4 separate regions of the Homo sapiens genome follow, and regions 2, 3 and 4 are each linked to region 1. Evidence: read pairs that join two places in POLR2A ChIA-PET (ENCODE). Cell type or tissue: HepG2. All regions are shown on one strand. Links, peaks and the distances in the headings refer to the core of each region. The heading gives the core; the rest is flanking DNA. Region 1 holds the start of MRPL58 (mitochondrial ribosomal protein L58). Region 2 holds the start of LOC124904060 (a long non-coding RNA gene). Region 3 has its middle 3.5 kb from the start of SLC16A5. Region 4 has its middle 12 kb from the start of SLC16A5.

The links. ChIA-PET counts read pairs that join two places held together with the same protein. Peaks named below come from ENCODE experiments on the same cell type or tissue, not always from the same donor. Only the 100,000 strongest peaks of a DNase experiment are listed, where the experiment ranks them.
Region 2: POLR2A ChIA-PET joins it to region 1 with 10 read pairs; 5 of 35 experiments call an interaction of 5 or more read pairs at or near these places.
Region 3: POLR2A ChIA-PET joins it to region 1 with 11 read pairs; 15 of 35 experiments call an interaction of 5 or more read pairs at or near these places.
Region 4: POLR2A ChIA-PET joins it to region 1 with 10 read pairs; 15 of 35 experiments call an interaction of 5 or more read pairs at or near these places.

What each region holds. Positions count from the first base shown.
Region 1 is chr17:75,007,325-75,015,443 of GRCh38, reverse strand. MRPL58 (mitochondrial ribosomal protein L58) reads right to left here and starts at 2,774. Exons shown (of 6, transcript NM_001545.3): 1 at 2,572-2,774. The coding sequence starts at 2,757. RefSeq lists enhancers at 1,764-2,446, 2,467-2,546, 2,597-2,906, 2,447-3,130, 2,997-3,146 and a silencer at 2,799-2,981. In HepG2, for the core only: CTCF peaks have their summits at 2,854 and 4,301 (motif pointing left); DNase peaks (open chromatin) are centred at 2,503, 2,893, 3,413 and 4,243; H3K4me3 peaks cover 2,095 bases.
Region 2 is chr17:75,389,904-75,398,022 of GRCh38, reverse strand. GRB2 (growth factor receptor bound protein 2) reads left to right here. Exons shown (of 6, transcript NM_002086.5): 2 at 4,258-4,472. The coding sequence starts at 4,395. It overlaps LOC124904060 (a long non-coding RNA gene), which reads right to left and starts at 3,960. Exons shown (of 2, transcript XR_007065909.1): 1 at 3,592-3,960; 2 at 2,611-3,208. RefSeq lists enhancers at 3,089-3,997, 3,940-4,039. In HepG2, for the core only: no CTCF peak of the experiment used is centred there; a DNase peak (open chromatin) is centred at 4,052; H3K4me3 peaks cover 3,282 bases; H3K27me3 peaks cover 301 bases.
Region 3 is chr17:75,081,289-75,087,582 of GRCh38, reverse strand. It overlaps a transcript of SLC16A5 not described here. Among named protein-coding and RNA genes, the nearest start is that of SLC16A5, 3.5 kb to the left of the region's middle. In HepG2, for the core only: a CTCF peak has its summit at 720; DNase peaks (open chromatin) are centred at 642, 1,832, 3,302 and 4,718; H3K4me3 peaks cover 9 bases; H3K27me3 peaks cover 592 bases.
Region 4 is chr17:75,072,359-75,079,949 of GRCh38, reverse strand. It overlaps the pseudogene TRIM80P. Among named protein-coding and RNA genes, the nearest start is that of SLC16A5, 12 kb to the left of the region's middle. RefSeq lists enhancers at 318-1,517, 1,375-1,604. In HepG2, for the core only: a CTCF peak has its summit at 2,092 (motif pointing left); DNase peaks (open chromatin) are centred at 1,310 and 2,729; H3K4me3 peaks cover 1,056 bases; H3K27me3 peaks cover 1,648 bases.

The DNA.
Region 1 (8,119 bases), core at 1-5,000:
GGTGCAATCTCGGCTCACTGCAACCTCTGCCTCCTGGGTTCAAGCGATTCTCCTGCCTCAGCCTCCTGAGTAGCTGGGACTACAGGCGTGTGCCACCACGCCCGACTAATTTTTGTATTTTTAGTAGAGACGGGGTTTTGCCATGTTGGCCAGGCTGGTCTCGAACTCCTGACCTCAAGTGATCTACCCTTGGCCTCTCAAAGTGCTGGGATTATAGGCATGAGCCACTGCGCCTGGCCAGAAAATAGCCTGTTTTTGACACCCAACTTTCTGGCTCAAACTCAAACCTTTCTTCTCAACTCCACACCCATATACCCAACTGCTACTCAACGTCTCTTCTCAGATGTCTAATGGACCCAAACCTTAAGCCGCCTCAGAGGACTTCCCTTACTAATAATCTGAGGTAGCCTCAGCACTTTGTTGCAGCACCCTGGCCTATTCATTACACTACTTCTCACTACCTGATATTTTCCCTATTTGTTTACTGTCTGCTCCTTCCATTAGAATTAAGCTCCATGAAGGAGAGAGATCCTGTATTTTGTTTATCATGGCTGTATATGCTAGACTCAAGTAGTAGTAGACACAGTAGATATACAATAAACATTTTATTGAATGAATGAACAAATGAATGCTATTGCCACTCTCTCATCTCAGTTAATAGCAACTCAATCCTTTCACTGCTCAAGGCCCCAGACTTGGCTGGGCATGGTGGCTCACGCCTGTAATCCCAGCACTTTGGGAGGCTGAGGCGAGCAGATCATTTGAGGTCAGGAGTTTGAGACTAGCCTGGCCAACATGGTGAAAACCCTGTCTCTACTAAAAATGCAAAAATATGAGTCGGGCATGGTGGTGCATGCCTGTAATCCCAGCTACTCGGGAGGCTGAGGCACAAGAATCACTTGAACCCAGGAGGCGGAGGTTGCAGTGGGCTGAGATCACGCCACTGCACTCCAGCCTGGATGACAGAGTAAGACCCTGTCTCAAAAAAAAAAAAAAAAAAAAGCCTGGCGCGGTGGCTCACGCCCGTGATCAAGACCAACCTGGCTAATACGGTGAAACCCCCTCTCTACTAAAAAAAAAAAAAAAAAAAATTAGCCGGTTGTAGTGGTGGGCGCCTGTAGTCCCAGCTACTCAGGAGACTGAGGCAGGAGAATGGCGTGAACCCGGGAGGCGGAGCTTGCAGTGAACAGAGATTGCATCACTGCACTCCAGCCTGGGCGACAGAGTGAGACTCCGTCTCAAAAAAAAAAAAAAAAAAAAAAAAGGCCCCAGACTTCAATTCCTCTTTTATTCTCACTTCTCACATCCAATCAATTAGCAAATCTTGCAGGCTTTCTTTCCAAAATACGTCTAGGATCTGACCAATTCTCATGACTCCTACTGCTTCCACCCTGCTTATCATCTCTTGCCCTACATTGCAATCTCCTTACTTGTCTCCCTGATCTTGGCATCCTCTATCTGTTCTCTGTAAGGCTCTCTGAGTGATCCTTGTAAAACTAAGATAATTCCATTCTGCTTCAAGCTCTCCAATAGGTCTCCCTTGCGTTCAGAGGAAAGGCTGGAGGCCATTAAGTCCTAGTAACAGGCCTTTCCCCAGCCATCCCTCTCTTTGGCTTTGTCTCCTGACCCCTGCTGAGCCACACCTGGGGATTGCTACTGCCTTCAGGTTATTGCACTTTCTCTTCCCTCTGCCTAGGATGCTCATCCGCCCCCTATTCTCATGACTTGCTGTCTGGCTTCTTCCAGGTCGTTATTCAAATGCCACCTCATTGACAGCGTTCCTAGACAATCCTACTTAAAATTGCAACCCTACTTCCTACCTCTGGCACTACTTCTTCCTTCTTGGCTTTATTTTCTGCAAAGTACTACCTCACACATTCTATATTAGTCATTTACTTACTGCTTGTCTCCCTCCACTAGAACATAAGCTCCACAAGCTTTAGAATTTCAATTTTGTTTGCTACTCCATCCCCTAGCCTAGCACAGCTTTTGTTGAGTGAGTGAGTGAATTAATGAACAAATGAATGGATATTCTTTTCCAGTCCTGTAAGTGGAAGCTCAATGGGTTTGGGTGGGTCTTATCTCTCTTGCTCCGGGGCTTGATTCAATGCCTGCACACAGCTGGCTAAATAAATGCATCCTGAAGGAACGACAGAGAAGCTGTTTTATTCGCGCGTCCTGGGGTTACTAGAGACAATGGACACTGTAACGTCCCAAAGGGTAGCAAACAACTTGGCAGCCTCTTGCCTTTATTGTCCGCCTTGGAGGGCCAGAATGCCCGTATTTCCCCTTGGGACTGGAATTTGGTCTTGAGGGCCAAGGACACGAACGTAGAAAAGCTGGCAGCCTTGAAAGAAGCATACCCAGCCGGCCTTCCGGGCTCCTGCACATCTCGCGCTACAGCGAGCACCCCACTCCCGGCCAGGTTAGCGCAGACAGCCAGCCCCCTCCCGCGGCGACCATCACGTAGCCCCCCGACGTAGCTCCACATCCGGCCAATGGGCCTGGGGTTCCTAACGTCACCCAGCAGCCTGACAAAACGCCCCTTCCGTCCAGTCCTTCCCGGCTCACCGGGACCCTCCAGGCGGTGTCCGAGCCCTGAGATTCGGGGTAGAGCTTGTCCAGGCTGTAGATGCTCTTGAACTCAGTGCCGTCTTTCTGCTTGTGCAGCGCCCGGCGTGGGCACCGTGCGGGCGGTGGGAGCAGCCAGACTCCGGCTCGGCTCAGGCCCCAGCGCAGGCACCTGGTGGCCGCCATGCTCAGGTCTTGCGACTGCTTCCGGCGGGCGCTTCCTCCCCGCGGTCCGCAAACTCGAGCCGCCCTCGAGCTTTGGTTCCGCGCAGTTTCTAGGTCCCGCCGAGGGGAGGCGGCAAACTGGGGTCCCGCCGATGCTTTCTGGCCGGCCGCCTCCGGGAGGCCTGGTTGGCTGGGGAAGACGGTGGCCAGAGAGCGAGCTGCTACCGGAAGAGTGCCCCGATCTTGTGGCCCCCAGAAACACCACTTCTCTCCTTTCAGAGTCCGTGCCCTCCGCCTGGACCGCCCACTGCCCAATTCAAACAGCAGCGAGGCCTGCCCGGCCAGCCTGGGGCATCTCCCGCCCCGCGCTTCCCAGCCCCTTTACTCTGCTCTAATTTATCTTTTTTCTCTTCCTTTACAAAAATCACTCAGTCCTAATTGTCTAATTGCTGTCTCCTAGCCGGAATGTGAGCTCCAGGAGGGCACCGGCTCACTGGTATATCCCCAGCACCCAGAACATGGCACATCGTGGGCACCCCATGAGTACTGATAAAATGAATTCTGTAGGAATGTACTTTTGAAAGTTGGGTTCTGGTAGAGCTGAGTTTTAGGAACGCCAGGCTCTTTTTACAAGGCAGCCTATGAGCAAATTCCCCGCTGAGCACGTGTGTGTACTGGCTTATACCCAGCAGCTCTGCAGGACAAATACCAGATGGGAGGAGAAGGCAGGCCACCGAAAGAAATGTTTGCAAAACCTGGAACATCGTCCCCCGCCCTTCAGCTTTATGGAGCAAGATGATGCTTTCTTCCAGCCAGGAGAGAGGGGGTCCCTCGGGAGGTAGGGAGAGAATTCAGAGAACTGCCAGCTAACTAGAACCCTTTCATAGCGCTGGTAAGGGATGAACTACAGACAAGTTCCAATTCTGAAAAAGGTTCACAGTAGAGCAAGCAGTGTTTGAAAACAGCTAAACCTTAGTTAAGTTACTGTGTTGAGAGGCTATGTGGTAAATGGAAACAAAGCTAAATAAATGTTCATAATTATTAGTAATGCTAGCGATTGTTTCTTAATGAAGAGTTCTATTTTTAGGAACAAGCATAATTATCTAGAAAAATGTGCCCCCGGGGATGCTGGCTGATTGAAACAGGAGATTGTCATCACACCAAGCTTTTACCATCTCCGCATTATGGCTACAGCAAATCTTTAAGAAGGAATAAACCACTTTCTAAGCACTGGCTTTATAAGCTCAGACTAGAAAGGGGTGACAATTGACATATCTCGGGCTCTATCTCGGGTTGGGAGGAGAGTCTCCTGGGTCCCGCGCTGTTTGACTTAGTCCCAAGACCTCAAAGGGAATAGACGCATCTCTATGGCAACTGGAATAAGCTGCTCAGAGGAGCAAAACCAGGCATTCACTCAGGTCGGGGGCTAAGGGGTTATGAGTAATAAAGTCAGAACCTTTCCATGACATCATTGCTCTGAGGCTGGGCTCCAGCTCTGCACCTGACCCAAGGCAATAGGAAAAGGAAGCTGCAGGTTTCCATGGCCCCAAATAAACACAGCCTGCTTGGGCCATCTGGTGGCCTGGATTCTGGGAGAGGAGGTGGGTAGAGGAGAGAATGAGGCAAGCCGCCCTGGGGTGGAGAGAGGAGCAGCTGGCAAGCTCCTCTTACCTGCTGCTGCCGTGAACTATCCAGAATGGGGGCCCTGGGAGAAAGGCCAGAAAGGGGCCACCTGTTCTCCCAAAAAGATGGGCACTAAAGGCTGAGGCCAGTCTTCCCTTTCTCCTCCTTGGTTTTCTATAGGCCGAGATGGTGCTTCAGGGAGGGGACATTCATGGGAGAAGAGAGGAAAGAGGTCATTTCTGGCAGCTGAGGAGCTTGCAGACACAAGCCTTTCTATAGGGCCTATGAGTTGGGGTACTATTCCTATGTAGGGGGTCCTACATAGGACCTACATAGGACCCCTTTCTTCTTCTCTGTACCGCCCTGGGTCAGAAGACCTCCTTTTTTTTTTTTTTTTTGAGATTGACTCTCGCTCTGTTGCCGAGGCTGGAGTGCAATGGCACGATTTCAGCTCACTGCAACCTCTGCCTCCTGGGTTCAAGTAATTCTCCTGCTTCAGCCTCCCGAGTAGCTGGGACTACAGGCGTGCACCACCATGCCCGACTAATTTTTGTATTTTTAGTAGAGACGGGGTTTCACCATGCTGGCCCGGCTGGTCTCGAACTCCTGATCTCGTGATCCGCCTGGCTCACTCGGCCTCCCAAAGTGCTGGGATTACAGGCATGAGCCACCATGCCCCACCAGATGGCCTCTTAAAACTCATCATTGACCAGGTGTGGTGGCTCTCACCTGTAATCTCAGCACTCTGGGAGGCCAGGGTGGGTGGATCACCTGAGGTCAGGGGTTCAAGATCAGCCTGGCTAACATGGCAAAACCTCATCTCTACTAAAAAAATGCAAAAATTAGCTGGGCATGGTGGCATGCACCTGTAATCCCAGCTACTCGGGAGATTGAGGCTGGAGAATCGCTTGAACCCAGGAGGTGGAGGTTGCAGTGAGCTGAGATTGTGCCACTGCACTCCAGCCTGGGTGACAGAGCAGGACTCCGTCAAAAAACAAAACAAAACAAAACAAAACAAAACTCATCATTATGTGTAGATAGGGAATGTGCAATGAGGCATGGTGGATTGGTCAGGACTAAGTTTAAATATTTATTTTTTTATTAAAAAAATAGAAAAATGTGTCCATGTCCTAACTGCTGGTAACTGTGACTATGACTTCATTTTAAAATTGTATTATTATTATTTTTTGAGACAAGGTCTCGCTCTGTCACTCAGGCTGGAGTGCTGGTATGATCACGGCTCACTGCAACCTCGGCCTCCCCGGCTCAAGCTATCCTCCCACCTCAGCCTCCCAAGTAGCTGGGATTACTGGCATGTGCTGGATAATTTGTGTATTTTTGTAGAGACAAGGTTTCTTGTCTCTACCAGCCCAGGCTGGTCTTGAACTCCTGGGCTCAAGCAATCCACTTACCTTGGCCTCCCAAAGTGCTGGGATAATAAGCATGAGCCACTATGCCCAGCCGAGTTTGAATATTTCTATGTGACCTTGAATTACTAACCTGACCTCTAAGTTTTTGTATCCTCATCAGTAAAATGGAGATTTTATAGTCATCTCATAAAGTTCCTGAGGATAGTAAACACATATAAAACACTTAACACAGTGCTTGGCATGAAGTCAGCAGGCAACAAAAATTAGCTGCTGCTAAGGGATGCTATGTGCATGCAGGTTCCTTAAGGGACACTTTTCTTTCAGACACCTGATTACTGTTGTCTTTTTTCCTCTGTAGCCCTGGAGTGGGAAATCCAGTCTGACGAGCTGTATTCCAACCCTCTTTCCTTCTTCCCTGAGGGGATGGGCAGCACAGAGCTGCCCACCTCTCCCTGGAAAGTACTTCCTTCATTGCTACCCCTTATCTGCCTGGTCCCCTAAAACTGAGGCCACCCCCCAGCTCTCAGCTCAGGATCCCCAGGGAGGGCAGAGGCAGGTCTGTTTGGCTAGCTGCCCTCCCTAAGTGGGGTGGTGGGTTTGGCCCTGGGAGAGGAGAAGGGTGCCAGTTCAGGGGAGGAGAGAATGGGGCAGGGGCCGGGGGGCGGGGAGGAGCTCCCTGCAGCAGGGAGTATCTGTCCACAGAGCAAGGACAAAGTGGTGATCAGGAGGGAAGAAGGGAAAGAAAGGAGGGAAGAAGGGAAAGAAATGCATCCAGAGGGCGGTTTAGAAAGCTGAGGGAGGCCAGGCATGGTGGCTTACTCCTGTAATCCCGGCACTTTGGGAGGCCAATGTGGGAGGATCATTTGAGCCCAGGAGTTCAAGACCAGCCTGGACAATATAGCAAGACCTGGTCCCTACAAAAAATTAAAAAAAAAAAAATTAGCCAGCATAGTCCCAGCTACTGGAGAGGCTGAAGAGAGAGGATCACTTTAGCCCAGGAGCTGGAGGCCGAGTAAGCTACAGTTGTGCCACTGCACTCCAACCTGGGCAACAGAGCAAGACCCTGTCTAAAAAAAAAAAAAAAAAGGCTGAGGGAGAAAAGGGTGGCTGGATTCACGCCACGGCTTCCTTCGTCTCTCAGGTGTGACTGCTCCATGTGGTCACCACCACCTGCTCCCCATCCTGGTGACGACAGGTGACAACAGGATGGGAAAACCCAACAGCCACTTGCACGCTGCCCTTGTAAAAGCCCCATGCTGTTCAGTTGATGTACTAAGCACAGCAGTTTGGGGCCCAGCCTTGGGCTTGCCACACCACACTTTTTTTTTTTTTTTTTTGAGACTGAGTCTCACTCTGTCGCCAGGCTGGAGTGCAGTGGTGTGGTCTAGGCTCACTGTAACCTCAGCCTCCTGAGTTCAAGCAACTCTTGTACCTCAGCCTCCGGAGTAGCTGGGATTACAGGTACACACCATCATGCCTGGCTAATTTTTGTGTTTTTAGTAGAGATGGGGTTTTGCCATGTTGGCCAGGCTGGTCTCCAACTCCTGGGCTCAAGTGATCCTCCTGCCTCCGCCTCCCAAATTGCTGGGATTACAGGCATGAGCCACCATGCCCAGCCCCACACCACACTTTCCTCCCCTCCTGAGTTCAAGGGAAGTTGTTCCCCATCAGGACATTTGGGGAAGGAGTTTTGGGGAGAAGCCTGCATTTCCCCCCAGTTCCAGCTGGCCCCTGAGTCTACCTCCCTTAGAAGACTTTGGAAGCTTTTCCACAGACTCAGGTTGTGTGGGCTGGTGGAACTGGAGTCCACAGAGCTGCCTTTTTTTGTCTGGAGACGAGAGAGTGAAGCTAGCAAGAAACCCCTCAAAGATTCAGGAGCATTTTCCTCTCTGGTTTTGGAAGTCCCCCATCGGAAAGGTCCACCCAGGCTGCTGGTGCGAGAAGGGGTGGGTAGCGTTGGCAGTGTGAGGCGAAGGAAGATACCCTAGAGGTGCCCCCTTTGATCAGGATCCACAGTCCTGTTTCTAGGCTTCCAGTATCTGAGCTTGGACAGCAATTCTTTTTTGAGACGGAGTCTCACTCTGTCGCCCAGGCTGGAGTGCAGTGGCGCGATCTAAGCTCACTGCAAGCTCCGCCTCCCAGGTTCACACCATTCTCCTGCCTCAGCCTCCCGAGTAGCTGGGACTAAAGGCGGCCACCGCCATGCCTGGCTAATTTTTTCTTGGACAGCAATTCTTAAGTTCAGGATGGACATTACTAAATCTGGAGAGGGCTGAGTGGAGCATGGGAAGTTTGAAAAACCGCTATCATTTTGCTTTTTTTTTTTTTTTGACGGAGTCTTGCTCTGTCACCCAGGTTGGAGGGCAGTGGTGCGATCTCGGCTCACTGCA
Region 2 (8,119 bases), core at 1,383-6,382, 380 kb before region 1:
TAAAAATGCAAAAGTTAGCCAGGCTTGGTGGCGCGCACCTGTAGTCCCAGCTACTTGGGAGGTCGAGGCAGGAGAATTGCTTGATCCTAGGAGGCGGAGGTTGCAGTGACCTGAGATCGTGACACTGCAGTCCAGCCTGGGCGACAGAGCTAGATGCTGTCTCAAAAAATAAATAAATAAATAAATAAATAAATAAATAAATAAATTTTGAGTGATTATTACATGTCGGGCTCTATCCAGAGCACTTAATGTATGTTATATATGTTGTCTAATTTAATCCTCAGTGGATCTTATAAGGTAGATATTCTCATTTTACAGATGAGAAAACTGGAGCTTGTTTCACAACTTTGCCCACAACTGTAGCTGTAAGTGTGAGGGGCCTGCCTCTAGAGACCATGAAGATTCAACACTAAGCTATACTGGACTGTTGTCATGTATTTTATTTTCTGTGAATTTTGGGAAGAAGAGAGTTAAATGGAAGAAAGAAAAAAAATCTTGCAAATACCTTTAGGATAGTAGTTTTTTTGGATACAGTAGACATTGTTTGAAATGAATGATTAAAGCTGTACTTACCTTTCTTAAAATTCACTGCTTGGGATGGGCTGGTAACAGTTTCGAGGTTACTCTCATTAGGCTTCAGTGTTAAGTACACTATACCCCATTTTCTTGGGAAGTGAACAGCAACATCTACTCTGTTAAAATCATTATACATTGTGTCTGCTTTCAGATTTCTTCCTTTTAGTAATTAGTGTTGTGTATGTGTTAGATTTTTTTTTGTCTTTACTGAAACACACCCTTTGGAATTCCTTTAGCGAATATGCTCTTTTGGGTGGATAACCTAATAAGCTTTCCTCTTTGAGTTTTCTGTTTTTTTACTCAGCACAGCCATGGAAGTAGGGATTTAATTTTCTGTCAAACTCTGCATCTCACAAAGCAATAGTTACTCAAAACACGACTTTCAAGAAGGTTATTCTTTTTAAGCTTTCAGCAGATGAGCTGAGTAGCAGCAGGAAAGCAGGTATTGAGAACTGTCTTGGTTTTTGTACTGCTGTTGAGTAGTAACATTGCAGCTGTCTTAAATCCTGAATGACACAGAAGCTTATGGCTGGTCGTACTACATAGCACCTTGAAAGTGACAGGGCTTTTCATTTCTATCTGATTTCTGTTTTTCAAAAATAAAACTCCTTATTCTTTTCCTATCATTGTAAATATTCTTCAGCTTCCTATCACTAATACATAGTCTCGGCATTAGAGACCAGTTAAAATAAATAGGCTGAGGAAAATCTTGATAGTAGGAGAGATTTTGGAGCATTCATTAAAAGTAAAAATAGGGCTGGGCGTGGTGGCTCACTCTCCCCTGTATTCCTAGCACTTTGGGAGGCCGAGGCAGGCAGATTGCTTGAGGCCAGGAGTTTGAGACCAGCCTGGGTCTTAAAAGGTAGATATTATTCTCATTTTACAGATGACGAAACTGGAGCTTGTTTGAAAAGTTTGCCCAAAATTGTAGCAGTTAGCGTGAGGGGCCTGCCTCTAGAGACCATGCAAATTCAACACTAAGCTATACTGGACTGGTCTCACATAGTGAGACCCTGTCTCTACAAAAAATAGAAAAAGTAGCCGGGCATAGTGGCCCACACCTGTAGTTCCAGCTACTTGGGAAGCTGAGGCATGAGGATTACTTGAGCCAAGGAGATCAAGGATGCAGTAAGCCATGACCATGCCACTGCACTCGTGCCTGGACAACAGTGCAAGACCCTGTCTCAAAAAAAAAGAGAAAAGAAAAAGTAAAAGTAGATACACAGGGAACTAGGCAAGTAAAAAATAGAACATTAAGCAGTTGCTAATGCTGGGAAAAATCTAAGGATTGTACAAAAAAGTATGATTGGGTCAGGCACAGCGGCCGATGCCTGTAATCCCAGCACTTGGGGAGGCCAAAGTGGGCGGATCACTTGAGGCCAGGAGTTCAAGACCAGCCTGGCCAACATGGTGAAATCCCGTCTCTACTAAAAATATAAAAAGTAGCCAGGCTTGTTGGCACATGCCTGTAGTCCCAGCTACAGGCCGAGGTAGGAGGATCGCTTGAACCTGGGAGGTGGAGGTTGCAATGAGCCGAGATCATGCCACTGCACTCTAGCCTGGGCAATCTTAGAGAACTCTATCTCAAAAAAGAAAAAAAAAAAAACACAAAAAGTATGATTGGTTTTAGTGCATTATTTAAATTATCAGTGAGTAGTATTTCATAACATACTACTGATTAAACCAGAATATGTGATATTACTGGTATAGGTCGGGGGAAACTAAATCTTCACCTTTCAGGCAATAGATAATGGCTGGAATAAACTGAGAAAGCAGTAAAAGCACATTCTTTAGAAATACTCTATCCATTTTGTGCATTGACCACAAGATTTAAAAAAAGAAAAATAAGTAAATACAAAGAGAAAGCAAAAAACAAAATCGAGAGTGATCGCCTGTGGGTGTTGGTAGGGAGCTGCTCTTTTTCATAAGCCTTTTAATACTCTGACTTTTAAAATTATGTACACGGATTAGTTTGATCAAAGTAACTACAGAGAGTGTAAGTGAAGGGCATTTAAGGATACACAAGTATAAATATTCGCAGATCAACCTCTGTATTTTTTAATATTTGCTGGGACTCTTTCTTTACTTTCCCTGTTACAGCCAGCGCCACATGGAATATCTTAGGTATGGCCTGAAGGAATAAACATTGGTTTGGTTTATTAGTTACCTGCAGCAGAATGTTTGGCTTTCAGAATTTGACTGAAGGACTCATTGTCAGACGATTTATTTTCTTTTTGATAATACTTATCTTGGTCTAATCTTAATATTCCCCACTGCTTTACTACTTGGTCCATTTGCAGCTATGCTTGATTAGTGCCCCAATTGTCAACTTTAGAACAAAGGAATAATAATCACTTGTGCCCCTCAAATGAGCTGCTGGGTTGTAATTATCCAAGAAAGGTGTCACTATAAATAATCTGTCCCAGTTCTGTTGTTTTCTGCTTTTGTTTAGCAAGTATGAAAACAGTGACCGAGCTAACCAGAACGGGGCTTTATTTTTATTTAGTTATCCACAGATCTAGGTTGTGTCCTATATTCATGGCTGGAGACGCTTCACTACACCGTTCATTGTACTACTGCCAGTTCCTCATCGTCTGATACAGTATCTCAGGGTTCTCACAGAATCTTTTACCTGCAAAATGCAGTTTGCATCAGTTTTATACTCTGCTTGCTCTAAGAAGCTGTGCACAGGGTGACTGTGAGAGAGACTTCTCTTTGACCTTCTGCGGGCACCATCTCCCTGCACTTTCTTTCCCAAACAAGATACTTGGCAGCTCAGATTCTGAAAAAGGGATTCCTTTCAAGTGTAGATTAGGACTTCAGCTCTGCTCCTTAGGTTAGTTAGAAATAATGTGGAGCTATTTCTGGAGTGCTGAGCCTTGGTCATTTATTTCATTCCTGGTGGGGACCCCAGAGTCTTGGGGATCTGCCGGGGAAAGGGAGCCTTATGCAAGAGCGTCATCCCCACCATTTCCACTGGTACACAGCTTGGAGCTGTGATCTTTCTCTGGTTACCTGAGCTTGCCGATCACAACATGGAAGTGCAGGGGGAAAGCCGCCGGTGCTTGTAGCAGTAAATGGATTGAAAAAGCAGTTCCTACATTTACTTTCTCCTGCTCTCCTGGGAGCAGATCATGGTTTAGTTTCGAGAAGAGTGCAGCAGCTCGAGACCAAAGAGTTTTGCTTTGCTTGCTCTTGACTGTGCAGTAGGGAAGCCAGCATTCTCAGAAGACCAGAAAGGATGGCGGTGGGGAAGGGAGGGAGACAGGCCTGTTTAACCGAGAAGAGACAGGTGCCATCCCCAGGGTGAGGCCTTCCTTTCAGTGGACCGTATTTGGTGCTGGAGAAGAGCCTGTGAGGAGTAAAGGAGGAAAGGCGGAGACTGAGTGGGACTCCAGCCGGTTCCTGCACGCAGTGCACACCCAGCGGGAAGGAAGAGGAAGTGTGTTCAGGAATAGCTCAGGCAGCTGTGCCATTGGCCGGCAGGCCTGTCAGTCGCCTGGGGGCCGAGGCTGAAAAGAGGAAGAAGTCGGCGGGGGGGGGCTGTTGCCTGGAAGGGAGGGAGGAGGGCTGAGCCAGGCCGAGCCAGGGGGCGTGGGGGCTGGGACAGCAGGCCGATTGGCAGGGCGGGGTTGCCTTCAATCCTGGCCACTGCTCTTAATCGTCCCTCTCCTGCTTCAGGGTGGCATTGTGTGTCCCAGAGTGCCGGAGCGAGTCCCAGAAGAGAGGCGAGGCTAAGCCCAGAGCGCTGGGTTGCTTCAGCAGGGAAGACTCCCTTCCCCCTGCTTCAGGCTGCTGAGCACTGAGCAGCGCTCAGAATGGAAGCCATCGCCAAATATGACTTCAAAGCTACTGCAGACGACGAGCTGAGCTTCAAAAGGGGGGACATCCTCAAGGTAAGTGCTGATGCCGAGCACAATGCTGAGATCGCTCTCCCTGTGCTCACCCACCTTCTTTCGCCCTGATTACACACAAAGAAGCTGTGTTTTTCATTGTACACTTTTAACATTTACCATCATATTTGTTCTGGAGAGCTTTAGATGCTGAGTAGAATATTAAATATGACTTAAGTGAGTTGGTGTGATGTGTGGTGTTTAACTGCCTTTGTGTGAATGCCTCATTTGTCTGTTGATACTGGTAATATTTCAAGTAAAGTCAAAGTAATGTGATTGTAGAAAGGAAGTATATGAGTAGATTGATTTGCCCTGTAGAGTTTTATTTTAAAAATAGCATTTTTTAAAAAGACCCAGACCTGAAGTATTTATGTAAAAGCATTCAGTTAGTCTTACTTTGTATAGCCAAAGGATTTTGCGTTCTGGAATATGATTTTGGTAGGTTAGAAATTAATTTTCCCAGTTTAGAGAGGTTGTTAGAAGTACATACCAAAACTCATTAAAGAACTTCAGTGTATTTTTATTCTTTGTGAAAAAACAAATGGAGTTCTAAATAATAAGGTGCAACCTGCTATTGTACAAGTCAGATTTCGACTTTCTTAAAAGAAACTTGAGGAGCAATTACCCCATATTAAACTCTAATTGCACGAAAAGAAACCTGCTGACAGTTTAAAAATCAGCTTCTATACCATGTGCAGCTTATTTTGAGCCCCACTATTTATGTGAGGATTCGCTCTCCCCCAGCACATGTTAATTATGTTGTTTACCCAATTGACTGTAGCAGTTTGCTCTTTTGGATGTGTAATTTATTTTAACGAGGATGAGTGTTATCAAAGAGTATGTTAACTTTAAAGGAGGAAAGGCTGAAGCTTCATGTTTGAGTGTTCCCTGTGTCTCAAGTTTTGACATTTTTCCTTCTGAGCCTTAGACTGATTGTTGGAATTTGCTACCTCATTTGTTTACTACCCCTGAATGAAATTCTTAGAATTTTATGAAGAGAAAGCAAGTGGAGATGTAGAAATATGGTTCTTTATAAAAGGACGTGCAGTCTTTTTACTTTTAAGTTATGTGGACTTATTGATAGTCTTTATTTTGCCCTCATTGCCCAAGGCGTAGAGTTCTACTCTGAAGTTAACTGCCCAGTAATTTCTTAATGTTAGAAATGTAGGTTGAGCCTCATAGAAGATGATGCTGCAGAGCCCTTTAAAGAGAAGAAAACTTTGTGTCTGTGTGTTCATTTCAAAGCTGTGTTTGTGACACCACACTTTTCGAGGGTATTCTCAAAGTCAACACTAAATTGTCAGAAAGCAGACGGAACCATTTTCTAGAAACTAGGTTTCTATTTTCTTGAACTAGAGAAAATATGCCCAGCTAGAGATCAGGGCAAAGTTAACTTAGACTACAAAATTCCTCAGTTTTCATTGGTGTATGGGAGAGGTAATTTGATGTTTCTGTAGGTGATTACTGTTTTCTGTAGATAACCCACTTGTGATGGTATAAGATGGGCTACTCAAATGCCCACATCTATAGCCTGTACAAAAGCCCTTTTGGGCTAGTATTTTTTGTTTTTGATACAAACTTAGATTTTTTCATAAGTTTATCTTAGAAACTTGAACCTAGAAGGCTGGTGGTTCATATTTTTCTCTAAATCTGTCCCATTGCACATTAAGCACTGAAGCAACAAATTAAAACAAAACTAGGGGCATGCGGTCTCTTTTTAAGAATTTTTTTTTTTTTTTTTTTTTTGAGATGGAGTCTCGCTCTGTCACCCAGGCTGGAGTGCGGTGGTACAATCTGGGCTCACCGCAAGCTCCACCTCCCAGGTTCATGCCATTCTCCTGCCTCAGCCTCCCGAGTAGCCGGGACTACAGGCGCCCGCCACCACGCCCGGCTAATTTTTTGAATTTTTAGTGGAGATGGGATTTCACCATGTTAGCCAGGATGATCTCAATCTCCTGACCTCGTGATCTGCCCACCTCGGCCTCCCAAAGTGCTGGGATTACAGGCGTGAGCTACTGCACCCAGCCTTTTTTTAAAATTTTTAAACAAGAACTTTCCCTGATTTCTGTCTTTGAAGTTTGTCCTAGACCTAGACCATGAACATTTTATAAATTCTTTAACTTAAATTAGTAAATTCTGGAGCAAGTGTAAAAACCTTCTTTCCCATCCTATTATTAGGGAAGAAGATCCTGTTTAACAGTCCCTCAGAAATTTTTATTATGGAGGAGAAAGTAAATCAGAATACTCACATTCACTTTTAGATTTTCTTTGAGGAGAGAGAAAAATACATATATGTGGTTCTTTTCAATTTGGTAGATAACTGAGATATGAAGTCATAATGCCATTATTGCTTTTGAACGGTGGCCATTAGCTGTTTGTTGGTAATGTTGTGGCTTTACTCCAAAAGAAAAAAAAAAGAGTGACGATACAGTAGTTGCCCTTTGTCTCATAACTGTGTGAAATGGCTGGGTGAAGAGGAGGAACATGCTTTCTTAAAAGCTGTTAGTTAAAAAAACGGAGTTTTCCTCATTTGATTCTTCAAGAAGTAAACTGGCTTCATTTGAATTGCTTTGATTTGGGACGTCTTGAGGGTATTAGTTGTAAGCCAAAACATGTTTTAAAAGTTGCTGGAATAGCATTGAACAATTTAACTTTCATTGAAATAGGCATATATATGCCTTCTCTTGATAAAGGAGACGTGCATATGGATATTGAATAAGTTTCATTTCAAGATAATGAAATAGGCACTTAGCCTTCATCCTCTGTCTATAGTTCAGAAGGATCACATCTTCTCCTGTCTTGGAGTTCCTGGTTAACTTTTAGTTAAAAATGGTGACTCCTCTCCTCCAGCAGACCCCTTCCCTACTTTCTGTCTACACATTGACCTGTTACTGTCCAGAGAAAAAGAGGAAAAAATAAAAGCATTTTACTGGAAGCCTAAAATAGAGTTGAATGGTTCAATATGTCTGCCTTTGTTTCTCTCTCTTATAAAAGCTTGTGTTTTTCTTGGCTCGGGGAGGGAGAGGACACTGGGATGTAAAATAGAAGGAATTGCCCTTCCACTGCAGGTTTCAGGCCTGGTGTGGTTGGAATACATCAGAATTCCTCCCACCATTGTAGGGCAGGCTTGAGACAGTCCCAGAGGTTCTCCACTGACAAGACCCCTAAATAGTCTACACTAGAGCACATAAAACTTACCTAGGAGTTGCAACTGCCATTTAGGGGCTTATGTATACATACTTCAAACTGTGCTTATAGGAATTAAGAGACCCATTTTGAGCTCTCAGATCTGTGCTCATTCCATTCTAGAGCCAGCCTCTTGCTTTCTTCAGCTCTAGTGGAGAGCCAGCCTGGATCATCTAGGTGTATTCTACCCTCTCTGGCACTAACTACCTTTACCAGTTTCTTAAACTACTTTAAAAACAGGTCTTGAGTTCACATTGAGATCTTCAAAGCATTCTGTCTCAGCACTGCCTGGCCTATTTCAGTGTCACACTGACTGAGCATCTCTTGAGCCAGATACTGGGATAAGTTGCTTTGAGAGTTGGGAGAGAAATATAAGATGTACTTTCTCCCTTCAGAAGCTCCAAAATCTCAAGTAAGAGAATTGAGATTAATATGTGAAACAGTACAAGATGGTATATAAAAAT
Region 3 (6,294 bases), core at 292-5,291, 72 kb before region 1:
GAGCCCTTCCAATGAAAGCCTCGAGCTTTGAGGGCTGCGCCTGCCGGTGGGAGTCCAGGCAGTCCCTTGTAGGGGAGCAGGCAGACCCCTCAGCCCTGGGAGCAGGTGAGAGGACACCCACCACTTCTGCATGTGGCCCTCAGAACTACAGGCCCTTTTCAGGTTTTTCCCTCTTCCCCTACCTGGGTAGTCCTTGATGTGCATTAGTTGAAATGTACTCAGTTGGCCGGGAGTCTCGCTCTGTTGCCCACGCTGGAGTGCAGCGGCGCGACCTCAGCTCACTGCAGCCTCCGCCTTCTGGGTTCAAGCAATTCTCCTGCCTCAGCCTCCTGAGTAGCTAGGATTGCAAGTGCACGCCACGGCACCCGGGTAATTTTTGTATTTTTAGTAGAGATGGGGTTTCACCATGTTGGCCAGGCTGGTCTTGAACTCCTGACCTCAGGTGATCCACCCGCCTCGGCTTCTCAAAGTGCTGGGATTACAGGCATGAGCACCGCACCCGGCCTTGTTTATTTTTGATCTGTGGACGATGGAGTTTCACAGCCTCAGACCTTCACCCTCCCTCTTCTCACTCCACATGGTGACTCCAACCACACCCTGTATACTCAGGATCCGGTGCCTTTTATGTCCAGTCCAGATATTCAACCTGGAACCTATCCTTGTGTGCCTCAAAGGCCTTTAAAACTCAACACTGACCGGAACTTGCCATTGACACTGTCCTCTGCCGCCCCCTGCTAAACCTGGGATACCTTATGTGCTCCATGCTTGAGCAAATTACAGCACCACATCTACTTAGGTGCCTGGGCCAAATCCCATGAGTCTCTTTGACCTTTGCCTCTTTCACAACCAATCCACAACGACGTCCCACTCACTTTACCCCCTTACTGTTTCTCAAACCTGACCATTTACCCTCATCTCCATCCCCACACCATCCACCGCCACCCGTTGTCCAGCTCAGACCTCAGATTCCTTTTCAACACTGTAGGTGACTGATCTTTCGGATCCATTAAGCCTGATCTTGCCCTACTGCCAACCCTGCTTAAAACCCTGCAGGCCTTGGCCAGGCGCGGTGGCTCATGCCTGTAATCTCAGCACTTTGGGAGGCTGAGGCGGGAGGGGCGTCTGAGGTCAGAAGTTCGAGACCAGCCTGGCTAACATGGTGAAACTCGGTCTCTACCAAAAATACAAAAATTAGCCGGGTGTGGTGGCGCATGCCTGTAATCCCAGCTACTTGGGAGACTGAGGCAAGAGAATCACTTGAACCCAGGAGGTGGAGGTTGCAGTGAGCTGAGATCGTGCCATTGCACTCCAGCCTGGGTGATGAGAGTGAAACTTGGTCTCAAAAAAAAAACAACAAAAAAACAAAAAACTGAAACCCTGCAGGCCTTGGAGATGAAGGTGAGCCCCTGGGGTGGCTACAGGGCCCTTCCAAGCCTGGCGCTTACCCACCTTTCTGGCCTCAAATCATTCTTCCTCACTCACTGACCTCAGCCACTGTAACCACCCAGTGGGTTCACCTTGCCCGCTGCCTAGACAAACCCGATTTATCAAAACGGGGGATTGCAATAGAGAAAGACTAATTCATGCAGAGCTGGCTGCGTGGAAGACGGGAGTTTTATTACTACTCAAATCAGTCTCCCTGAGTATTTGGGGATCAGAGTTTTTAAAGATAATTTGGTGGGTAGGTGCTGGGGAAGTGGGGAGTGCTGATTGGTCAGGTTGGAGATGGACTCATAAGGGGTTGAAGTGAGGTTTTCTTGCTGTCCTCTGTTCCTGGGTTGGATGGCAGAAGTGGCTGAGTCAGATTACCAGTCTGGGTGGTGTCAGCTGATCCATGGAGTTCAGAGTCTACAAAATATCTCAAGCACTGATCTTAGATTTTGCAATAATGATGTTATCCCCAGGAGCAATCTGGGAAGATTCAGACTCCTGCAGCCAGGGGCTGCATGACCCCTAAACCGCAATTTCTTTCTTTCTTTTTTTTTTTTTTTTGAGACAGAGTCTCACTCTGTCACTCAGGCTGGAGTGCCGTGGCACAATCTCAGCTCACTGCAACCTTCGTGTCCCAGGTTCAAGCGATTCTCCTGCCTCAGCCTCCTGAGTAGCTGGGATTACAGGCTCATGCCACCATGCCCGGCTAATTTTTGTATTTTTAGTAGAGACAGGGTTTCACCGTGTTGGCCAGGCTGATCTTGAACTGCTGACCTCAAGTGATCCACCGACCTCAGCCTCCCAAAGTGCTGGGATTACAGGTGTGAGCCACTGCGCCCAACCAATTTTTTTTTTTTTTTTTTTTTTGAGATGGAGTCCTGCTCCGTCACCAGGCTGGAGTGCAGTGGCACAATCTCAGCTCACTGCAACCTCTGCCTCCAAGGTTCAAGCGATTCTCCTGCCTCAGCCTCCTGAGTAGCTGGGACTACAGGTGCGTGCCACCATGCCCAGCTAATGTTTGTATTTTTAGTAGAGACAGGGTTTCACCATGTTGGCCAGGATGGTCTCGATCTCTTGACCTCATGATCCGCCTGCCTTGGCCTCCCAGAGTGCTGGGATTACAGGTGTGAGCCACGGCACCAGCACAATTATCTTAACAGTATCTTTTGAAGAGCAAAAGTTTTTAGTTTTGATGAAGTCCAGTTTATATATTTTTTTCCTACAGTTCATTCTTTTTGTGTCCTATCTTTGTTTACTTTAAGGATGGAAATATATATATATATATATTTTTTGAGATGGAGTCTCGGTCAGTCGCCCAGGCTGGAGTGGAACCACACGATCTCAGCTCACTGCAACCTCTACCTCCCAGGTTCAAGCAATTCTCCTGCCTCAGCCTCCCAAGTAGCTGGAATTACAGGCGCCCGCCTCCACACCTGGCTAATTTTTGTATTTTTAGTAGAGACAGGGTTTCACCATGTTGGTCAGTCTGGTCTCGAACTCCTGGCCTCAAGTGATCCGCCTGCCTCGGCCTCCCAAAGTGCTGAGATTGCAGGTGTGAGCCACCACGCCCAGCCCTGAAAAGCCTTTATCTCAGTGTGTAGCTTAGTGTGGGCACCACTGTGACCAACCTTAGGGTCTGTTCCCCCAAACCCCTGAGCTGCGGTGGGGGCAGGGAATGGATCTACGTTGCTCCCCACCGCACCCACCCTGCGGAGCCTTGTGCCTGGCCCACAGGAGCCACTCACGGGACACTTACAGAGCACTGAAGCAAACCGGGCAGAAATTGAACCATCTCCAGCTGTGTGGTTCGCTGTGTGAAACTCAAAGGCAACAAGGCCTTTGACCTCCAGACAGGAAATGTCAACGAGAAAGATGCAGCTTCCAGAAACACTTGGCAAGGACCCAAAAGCCTTCTAACCAGTGCCCCTGACACTGACTTCTGACACTTTGATTCTAATTTACTTTGGCAAGAGTGAGCAACTGGCTCCAGGAATGTTATTTCACTTTTCATCACTTTTCACGCAGTGTTGCTATACCAACACATTACCAACAACAGGGGCGCTATCTGTGTTGGGGGCAGGACTTGAGCATTGCAGAACATTTGGCATCCCTGACACCCCCTCCTTGTCTGTGACATCCCCTGCTAGGATGAGGTGACTGAGCCACTCACCTCCGGCTCAGAATATTAGGGGACACCAAAAAAGCTCAGTAATTAAGACAAAAAGTTAATGCAATATTGTTAGAAAATCCCATCAGCAATCCATGGGCCTTGGGGCAGTTACCTGGCTTTGTGAATAAAATTTCATTGGAACCAGCGAGTGAATTCCTTTGAGAGGAGTTTGGCAGGGAGTGCCAGGTCAGGTCAGATCTGTTCTTTTTTTTTTTTTGAGACAGATTCTCGCTCTGTTGCCCAGGCTGGAGTGCAGTGGTGCGATCTCCGTTCACTGCAAGCTCCGCCTCCCAGGTTCACGCCATTCTCCTGCCTCAGCCTCCCGAGTAGCTGGGACTACAAGCGCCTGCCACCACGCCCGGCTAATTTTTTGTATTTTTTAGTAGAGACGGGGTTTCAGTGTGTTAGCCAGGATGGTCTCGATCTCCTGACCTTGTGATCCACCCGCCTCAGCCTCCCAAAGTGCTGGGATTACAGGCGTGAGCCACTGCGCCCAGCGATCTGTTCTTATTTTATTTTATTTTATTTTTTTTTTTATTTATGTTTTTGAGACCGAGTTTTGCTCCGTTGCCCTGGCTGGAGTGAAGTGGCACGATCTTGGCTCACTGCAACCTCCACCTCCTGGATTCAAGCAATTCTCCTGTCTCAAACTCCCCAGTAGCTGGAATTACAGGCATGCGCCACCACATCTGGCTAATTTTTTCTTTTTTTTTTTTAGAGGGAGTTTCACTCCTGTTGCCCAGGCTGGAGTGCAATGACGTGATCTTGGCTCACTGCAACCTCTGCCTTCCAGGTTCAAGTGAGTCTCCTGTCTCAGCCTCCCTAATTTTTGTATTTTTAGTAAAGACAGGGTTTCACCATGTTGGCCAGGCTGGTCTCAAACTCCTGACCTCAGGAGATCTGCCTGCCTCGGCCTCCCAAAGTGCTAGGATTACAGGCATGAGCCACCACGCCTGGCCAATATTATTTAATTTATCTTGATTGCTAAGTTTTTGATGCCTTCCCTTAAATGTTGCACTCCAGGTGACTGTCTCACTTTCCTCACTCTGGTCACTGCCCCGCTCACAACGCCTGTGTTTCCCAACCCCCTAGTCATCTGAGAAGCCCTGGAGTCATATAAGCCTCAGTCAATATGAATGGCATCCCTATGCATGCCGTTTTACACATCAGGCAACAGGCTGGGAGAGGCACGTGTCTCTCCCCTGACCCACCTGCTCAGGAGGGTCCTCAGGCTCAAGAATCTTCAGGCTACAGGGAGGTCAAAATGGACACAGAAGGAGACAGGCAGTTTCTTTGTCCTGCCTAGATGCAGTGGGTACATGGACTCAGCTTCAGAAGGGACGAAGGGGATGGCACGAGAGGGGAAGGAAGGAGGGAAGCAAGCATGCCTGGGCCATCCACACCCAGCCTGGCCCAGGAAGGGATCTGCAGTGGTCCCCAACCTCCAACCTCTGGAAGGGTTCCTTAGTTCTCGGGTCCACTACTATTAAGCATCTGCTGTGTGTCAGGCACGCGTGAAGCATTGGAGTCATAGGCATGACATACCCAGCTGACCCCTGAGTCTGATGGTGAATTCACACATGAAACAGGACAACGTGGGTGGCAGGGGGCACATGTGCAAAGGGTATTATGGAGCAGATGCGAGGCAAACCCGCCTGGCTTGGAGAGTGGAGACTGAGACTTCCTGGAACACTTAGCTGAGTCTTAGGGAATGAGTGGGAATAACACAAGCAGGGGGTGGGTGTGAAGGGTGCTTCAGGCAGAGAGGACGGCATGAGCAAAAAGGCCAGGAGGTGGGATGCTTTGGGGGTGGAATGGAGTGGGGTAAGAGTGGGGATGAAGGGGGCTGGTGATGAAGACAATGGGAGTTATGGAGACAGGTGTTCATGGTAGGGAGCTGGAAAGAAATGGGGGAAGGACTGGGCTGGCAGGGCGGGCTGAAGACGGCCCACCTCTCCTTAGCTGGTGGAGCCTGGTCCGGGTTGCCATCAGCTGCCTTCCATCCCAGGAAAAGTGCAGAGGTGAGCTTATGTTCTCTTGGGAAAGATGCTCCTGACAGTCATCGGGTACCCATGGTATGCCAGGCAGGGCCTCTGTTGAGGTTCCCACAGACACCCTCTCCCTTCCAGCCCAGCCCTGAGCACACTGCCCTTGGGAGGAAAGGGTTAAAGGCTCCTTCCCCAGTCTCCTGCCATCTGGTCTTGCTCCCTGCTTCCTCCCGCCTGTGAAAATGGGATGATGGGATGCCTCCAGGTTCTTTGGCTCTACTTGGACCCTCCCGAGGAGTCTGGGTCAAACTTGGAGTAACATCCAGGAAGCAACATATATGGCTTTGACTGGGTTGCCTCTTGTCACCCACTTGTAGTGGGAACCAGGGAAGAGATTAAGGACAAAACAAAGCTATTGGACAGATTTGTAGGATGTATTAATAATATGCTGCCAGTGAACAAGCCCGTTTTTGTCTCATGATTAAAATAAACAAGCCCTTTTTCTATTTTGACAGTAATTTGGGAAAATATGCACAGTATGGATACTGGTGAAAATGTACCATATGGTGTGGTGGCTCAGGCTGGGTATGGTGGCTCATGCCTGTAATCCTAGTACTTAGGGAGGCTGAGGTGGATCACTTGAGCTCAGGAGTTCGAGACCAGCCTAGGCAACATAGTGAGACTTCATCTCTTTAAAAAAAAAAA
Region 4 (7,591 bases), core at 637-5,636, 64 kb before region 1:
GTGCTCATGAATAACCCACATCAGTGGACCCTGCCCCTCCCTTTTCCCCCACTGTGGGGCCCAGGGCAGGGACTGTCCCTGAATGCCACCCACTCACTCTTCCGGTCCTGCTTTAGCACTCAGGCTAAATCCAAACAGGCTGTAAACAAATCTGCCTCCAAGGATTATTTGAAAAACATTTCCGGCCGGGTGCGGTGGCTTACACCTGTAATCCCAGCACTTTGGGAGGCCGAGGCGGGTGGATCACGAGGTCAGGAGTTCAAGACCAGCCTGGCCTGGTCACAGATGTGTGACCACACCCAGCTAATTGCCCAGGCTGGTCTGGAACTCCTAGGCTCAAGTGATCCTCTTGCTTCAGCTTCCCAAAATGCTGAGATTAGAGGCATGCGCCACCACGCCTGCCCGCCCTGTGATGTTTTCCCCCATGAAGCACAGGCTGAAACCTGGGTCACTAATTTCTCCAGGAACAGGCCAGGCAGAGACCAGACACCCTGACATTCGGTTTGCTAACCTGCCTCCTTGAAAGCACAGGCCTGCTTGCCATCTGGCTCGTGGAAATACTGAAAAGAGTTTCAGGACCCTCAGGACCACCATTGCGGACCTATGGGGGCCCAGGACTCCCCCAAATAAGGAACAGCTGTTTGAGAGCAAGTATCATCCCCGGGACATTTGGATGTGTGCCTGAGGGTGTCACGCACCATCCTGCCACCAAGTGTCTTTCAGAGCGGGGAGGACTTGGCGAGGAAGCCCCTGTCCTTGCCAGCCCCGTGATGTGGGAAGACTCTGAGATGTATGCGGCTGCTGCTACCCACTTGGGTCATGCACTCACCTTTTCAGCATTTCCTGACCTGAGCGCTCCTCTGCAGAAGCCTGTGGCCACTGGTGCCAGGAGGAAGACTGTGGGGTGGGGAGGCAAGATGTGGATTTTGGGTAAAAGGTCTTTTAATAAGGGGCAAAGAATTCGAGCTCATTCCTTACTTCACAGGGGCAGCAGCCTGTGGGGAATGAGTCACTGGGCTCAGAGCTGAGCGAAGGCTCCAGGGAGAAAGGCTACCACGAGGCTGTAGCCAGGGCTTCCTCAGAGGAGCCCCCCCGCCCCCACCAACCTTCAGAGAACACTCTGCTCCCCCTGTGCCCTCCTGGCTCCAAAATGACCACCTTGAAGGAAAAACCGGGTCACTAATTTTTCCCGGAACAGGCCAGGTGGAGACGGAATTCAGGAACACCCCTGGGGCACCGCGTGGGCTGGTTCTGGAATTCGTTGCCCTTGGGATTTTTTTCTTCAGTGATTTGTATCAGTTCCTCTTCAGAGCCAATCATTAACCTCGCTGAGAACCCTTGCTTGAGAAGCCACAGGAACAAGTGGCTGGTTGAGGCTGGAAATGTGGAGGTGGCTCCATGGTGCACCCAAATCTTCCGCTTCCCCAGACAGAGGAGCTGAGTTCTCAGTCATGGCCTGGCCAGGGTCCCCTGGCAGGGTCTCGGCCTGGATTCAGCCTCTGGTCGCATGGCAGAGGCCTGGATATGGACGTAGCCCCTCTGCTGTGAGCAGTGCTACCTTCTGGGAGCTGAGTGGGTTGGTGATGGCTGGGGATGGGGGAGCAGCTTTCAGCAGCACTCAGCAGGGTGGAGGGGGTTTAAGGTTTACTCACCCGCGATAGTGTCACACCCCCTCTGGGCTGTAAAACACCAGCTGAGTGAGCAGCTCTGCTCTGGGCAGCAGCCCCACCCCTGCCTGGGCTTGGGTCCCCAGCCCAACATTTTTGGATCTGAGGTAGGCCTGGGCTCCTCCAGTTTAACCTCTCAGGCGACAATGAAGCCACTCAGACAGCCCACCCGTACCCCAATCCAGCTGGCGCCACCTCTCAGTCTGACCACCTGGCCCAAACCTTGCCCCCTCTCAGACGACAAGGCCTTTGGCACAGGCCCCAGTGCCAAGCGGCCAAGACCAGCCTGGAGAACCAAGGCCAGAGGACGCTGCTGGGATGGGGTTTGGGAGTGGGCTGTGCACCGCAGTCAGGAATCCCCCACCCACAAGGCCACGGGACTGTCCCCAGTGCCTGGGGGAACTCTAGCCGGATTAGAGCCCTCCTGTGGCTGTGGCGAGAAAGGGTCGCCTGCGTTTTGGGAGGTGGGATGGCGCAGGGCCGGGAACCGTCCTGGCGCGCCAGCCAGCGCTTAGATAAGTCCAGGTTTATTTATGGGGTGCTGTCACGGGCGGCGCGGGCTCCGGGCGCCGCTTGAGCGTGGCCGAGGCGCCGCTGCTGACCATGACCGCGGGGTAGAGCGGCTCGAGGAAGGCTGCCAGGAAGCGGTAGAAGAGGCTGGCGCCACCCGCCAGGCCGTAGAAGGACAAGCCGCCGGCGTCGCAGTCGAGCGCCACGCCCAGCGTGCGGTGGTAGGCGCCGTGCAGCACGGTCTGCGCGTTGTCGTCCCACTCCAGGCACCACGAGAAGGGGTTGCGGCCCAGCAGGTAGACCACGCTGCGGCTCGGGCGGCCGCCGAGCGGGGAGCTGCGGGGGTAGGTGACGCCCAGGCACACCCACGAGTTGGACACCTCCACCTCCCGTCCTAGTGGCGGCCCTCGGACAGGCCGCGCGAGCACAGCATCTGCGGTCACTGCTTGAAGCCCGGGAAGGGGCCGCCCCCTGTCAGGGGCTCCAGGAGGATCCCCAGGTTCAGCACCCAGCGGGTCTCCTAGAGCTGGAACAGCTCGTCGCCGGCGGTGGCGGGGTCAAAGTTCAGGTTGCAGTAACCTGGCGGGTGGAGGTGGGGAAGCAGGGTCAGCAGCCTCCAGGGCAGGACGCTGGCTTGCAAGGCATTTGCATACAAGTCAGGGGATGCTTCCACCCACGCTCCTGTCCCCAAACTCAGCCCGCTGCTCAGACACAGCCTGGAGGGTGAGTGGGTGCTGCCCCAGGTCGCCCTCCTCCCCCGCCATCAGACCCTAACATCGTCTCCCTTTGTATTTGTTCAGGCACACAAGACTGAGTGGGGGCCCAGCGAGGTGGCTCACGCCTGTAATCCCAGCACTTTGGGAGGCCAAGGCGGACGGATCACTTGAGGTCATGAATTCAAGACCAGCCTGACCAACATGGTGAAACTCCATCTCTAATAAAAATACAAAAAAATTGGCAAGACATGGTGGCAGGCACCTGTAGTCCCAGCTACTCGGGAGGCTGAGGCAGGAGAATCACTTGTACCCAGGAGGGGGAGGTTGCAGTGAGCCGAGATGGCGCCATTCCACTCCAGCCTGGGAGACAGAGCGAGAGTCTGTCTCAAAAAAAAAAAAAAAAAAAAAAGGCCAGGCGCGGTGGCTCACGCCTGTAATCCTGTAATCCCAGAACTTTGAGAGCTGGTTAAAGAAGCTGAGGCCCATGTCCAGCAGCCGCATCCAGAGCTCAGCCAGGGTCTCTGGCAGCTGGGGGAAGCTCTGCGTTTCCTCACAGTTGATGCCCATCAGGGGTTCCATGCAGGCTGAGAACTGCTTCAGTCGGAGGAACCCCTGGATGCAGGGAGGGGCCAGAGGTACCACCTGTTAGCCAGGACCTAGGCCGATGCCACAGGCCCAGAGGCCTCCAGAACCATGGGCCGGTGGAGCAGAAGCTTCCCCTTTCCAAACCTGGGCATCTCCTTTCCCTCCTCCTAGCTATTTGGACATCAGAGGTCAGGGCTTTGCCAAGGGCTTGGCCACTGTGGCCTAGTGTGCATTAGGCAAAGGGGATTTTCAGAAAATGATGGGAGGATTTTTGTTGTGCCTTGAACTGCTTAGTAAAAGCCATTGCCAAATGCTTCCCATTGTGCACAGGGGACAAAGTGAGCAGTTGCCCTAGATGTCTGCCCAGGGTGTGATGGCAGCTTAAAGGAAGCTGGAGTTCCCAAGCACAGGGTTTGGGCAACTCCAGGCACCGTCCAGAAAAGGCTGCTGCTTGGCCCCACCCGCTACTTACAGCAGCATCAGTCCAGGCTTCAGGGCCAGGCCAGGATTGGGGAAGGAAAAGGGATTTCACGATTCTTTTTTTTTTTCTTTTTTTGAGACAGAGTCTTAGTTTGTTGCCCAGGCTGGAGTGCAATGGTGCAGTCTTGGGTCACTGCAACCTCCACCTCCTGGGCTGGAAAAGGGATTTCAATCCAGGCTATACAGATTGTTCTGGTCTCACTCTCAGCCATGATCCAGGGAAGTCTGGAGAAACTTAGGCTGTGCTAGATGCCTGGAATCCCATGTGTTCCAGGAAAACCAAGGCAGGAAAGTTAGGGTAAGGCTGAGCTCTGAAGTGGAGAAAGCCAAGGGTGTTCGTGCAAGCTCAAGACAGAAGACCTGGAATGGGGAGGCTCCCTGAGGCAGGGGAATGGACACAGTGATGCACCCTAAAGGCTGATCTGTGTGTGTGTGTGTGTGTGTGTGTGTGTGTGTGTGTGTTTTTGAGACGGAGTTTCGCTCTTGTTGCCTAGGCTGGAGTGCAGTGGCGCAATCTCCGGCTCACCGCAACCTCCGCCTCCTGGGTTCAAGCAATTCTCCTGCCTCAGCCTCCTGAGCAGTCAGGATTACAGGCATGTGCCACCACACCCAGCTAATTTTTGTATTTTTAGTAGAGACGGGGTTTCTCCATGTTTGGTCAGGGTGGTCTCGAACTGCCAACCTCGGGTGATCTGTCCGCCTCGGCCTCCCAAAGTGCTGGGATTACAGGCGTGAGCCACCGCACCCGGCTGTGTGTGTGTGTGTGTGTGTGTTTTGTGGTTTTTTTTTTTTGAGATGGAGTTGTGCTCTTGTTGCCCAGGCTGGAGTGCAATGCATGATCTCAGCTCACTGCAACCTCCGTCTCCCAGGTTCAAGTGATTCTCCTGCCTCAGCCTCCCGAGTAGATGGGATTACAGGCGCCTGCCACCAAGCCTGGCTAATTTTTGTATTTTTAGTAGAGGTGGGATTTCACCATGTTGGTCAGGCTGGTCTCCAACTCCTGACCTCAGGTGATCCGCCTGCCTCGGCCTCTCACAATGCTGGGATTACAGGCATGAGCCACCACTCCCGACCGAGATCTGATGTGTTTGTGGGTGGAGGGAGAGTGGAAGCTGCGATGGGGCCTGAGCCAGAGGCAGAGGGCTGGGACCTTGCCTGCAGACGTTGCTGGTCACTCTGGTTGATGAGCAGGGTGTGGAGCCAGACGCTGTCTCCTTCCAGCTTCAGGAGCCGGTTGTGGCTCTGCTGGATGGAGCTGCTCAGCATCCCCAGGGCGGCTGCTTCCTCTTTCTCCACGAAATCCAAGATCTGCATCTGCAGCTGTTTGACCTCCTGATGATCTCCGAGAAGTGGGTGTTCGCCTCACCTCGCATTGTCTGGATCAGTTCCTGGAGGTTGTGGGGTGTGTAGAGAGGCGTCCGTGAGCTCCACTCCAGCACCACCACTGTCACAGCCCGGAGCCCACCTAGGCATCCTGTCCCTGACTGCCTGGTCCCATGCCATCCACTCAGAGTCCTGGGAGGTCCCTGCAGCCTGATGCAGGGCACTGGGGAAGCCTGGGCCTGGGGTGGGGTGGGCCAACCTTACTGAGAGAAAGGCCACCCGACCCTGGTGCTTTTGGCCGTCAGCAGCGATGATCAGCATCTGCTTCCCCACAGTGTCCTGGACCTTTTGAACCTCGACCTGGGGTAAGGTGTTGGGGGAGAGGAGGAGGGGCCCCTGATTCAGAGAGGTGGCCTCAGAGAAGCCCTACTGCAAACAGGCCCATGTCCGAGCCCAGAAGAGACATCCCTCATTCATTCTTCTGCTCAGCTTAATGAGAATGAGGGTGCAGTGCTGGATGGCCCACGGCCTAGCCCTCTGCTTGGAGGGCTGCTCCCACTCCCTGAGAGCCTGTCTCTAATTCGAAGGAATCAGGTTATTTGCTCCTAACAGTGATGATCATAGGGTTTCAGGCCACAGGAAAGGGCCTTGGAGAGCTCAGGAGGCAGCAGGGCCAGAAGGGGCATAGCAGGTATACAGCCGTGTGGGCGCCCTGCGGCAGTGCTGCCAGGCCCAAGTCCCACATAAGCCTTTAGTCTCCACCTATCCCAGCAACGGGGATTTTCATTGTTATATTACACAACAGTGCAATTCCAAGTGCTGTCCATGAACCACTGCTGGCTCTTAGCAACATAAGAAGCTCATGCCAGGTTGTAAATCAATGTAGTCCTTCCTTCACTGACAAAGTCTTTTTTTTTTTTTTAAGGCAGTGTCTCGCTTTGTCCCCCAGGCTGGAGCACAGTGGTGCAATCTCAGCTCACTGCAACCTCTGTCTGCCTCCCTGGCTGAAGCCATATTCCCAGCTTAAGCCATCTTCCCACCTCAGCCTCCTGAGTAGCTGAGGCTACAAAATCTTGCAATGAAAAAAGTGTCAGCCGGGTGAGGTGGCTCACGCCTGTAAATCCCAGCACTTTGAGAGGCCCAGGGGGGCAGATCACTTGAGGTCAGGAGATCGAGACCATCCTGGCCAACACGGTGAAACCCCGTCTCTACTAAAAATACAAAAATTAGCTGGGTGTGGTGGCGCGCGCCTGTAATCCCAGGTACTCAGGAGGCTGAGGCAGGAGAATAGCTTGAACCTGGGAGGCAGAGGTTGCAGTGAGCCAAGATCACCCCATTGCACACCAGCCTGGGCGACAGAGCAAGACTCCATCTCAAAAAAAAAAAAGTATATATATATATAGGCCGGGCGTGGTGGTGCATGCTTGTAATCCCAGCTAATTGGGAGGCTGAGGCAGGAGGATTGCTTGAACCTGACAGGTGGAGGTTACAGTGAGCTGAGACTGAGTTACTGCCATCCAGAGACTCAAAATAAATAAATAAATAAATAAATAAATAAATAAATAAATAAATATGTATATATATATATATACAGTATATTAAACACAATTTGGTTTTTTTTTTTTTGAGACAGAGTCTCACTCTGTTGCCCAGGCTGGAGTGCAGTGGTGCAGTCTTGGCTCACTTCAACCTCTGCCTCCCGGATCAAGCGATTCTTGATTCTCATGCCTCAGCTACTTGAGTAGCTGTGATTACAAGCGTGCGGCACCACGTCTGGCTAATTTTATTTTTTTTGGTATATTTTAGTAGAGACGGGGTTTCACCATGTTGGCCAGACTCGTCTTGAACTCCTGGCCTCGAATGATCTGCCTGCCTCGGCCTTCCAAAATGCTGGGATTACGGGTGTGAATCACGGCTCCCAGCCTTAAACACAATTTGAAAATGGAGGCGACCTGGCACCAGTGCTCACGCCTGTAATCCCAGCACTTTGGGAGGCTGAGGCAGGCAGATCACCTGAGGTCAGGAGTTCAAAATTAGCCTGGCCAACATGGTGAAACCCCGTCTCTACAAAAAATACAAAAATTAGCTGGGCGAAGTGGCAGGTGCCTGTAATCCCAGCTACTTGGGAAGTTGAGGCAGGAGAATTGCTTGAACCCAGGAGGCAGAGGTTGCAATGAGTTGAGGTCGTGCCATTACACTCCAGATTGGGCGACAAGAGAGAAACTCCATCTCAAAAAAAAAAGAAAGGAAAATGGAGGAAAGGGGGAGAGTCACACAACCTAAAGTGATGCGCTTGGATTTTGATATGTT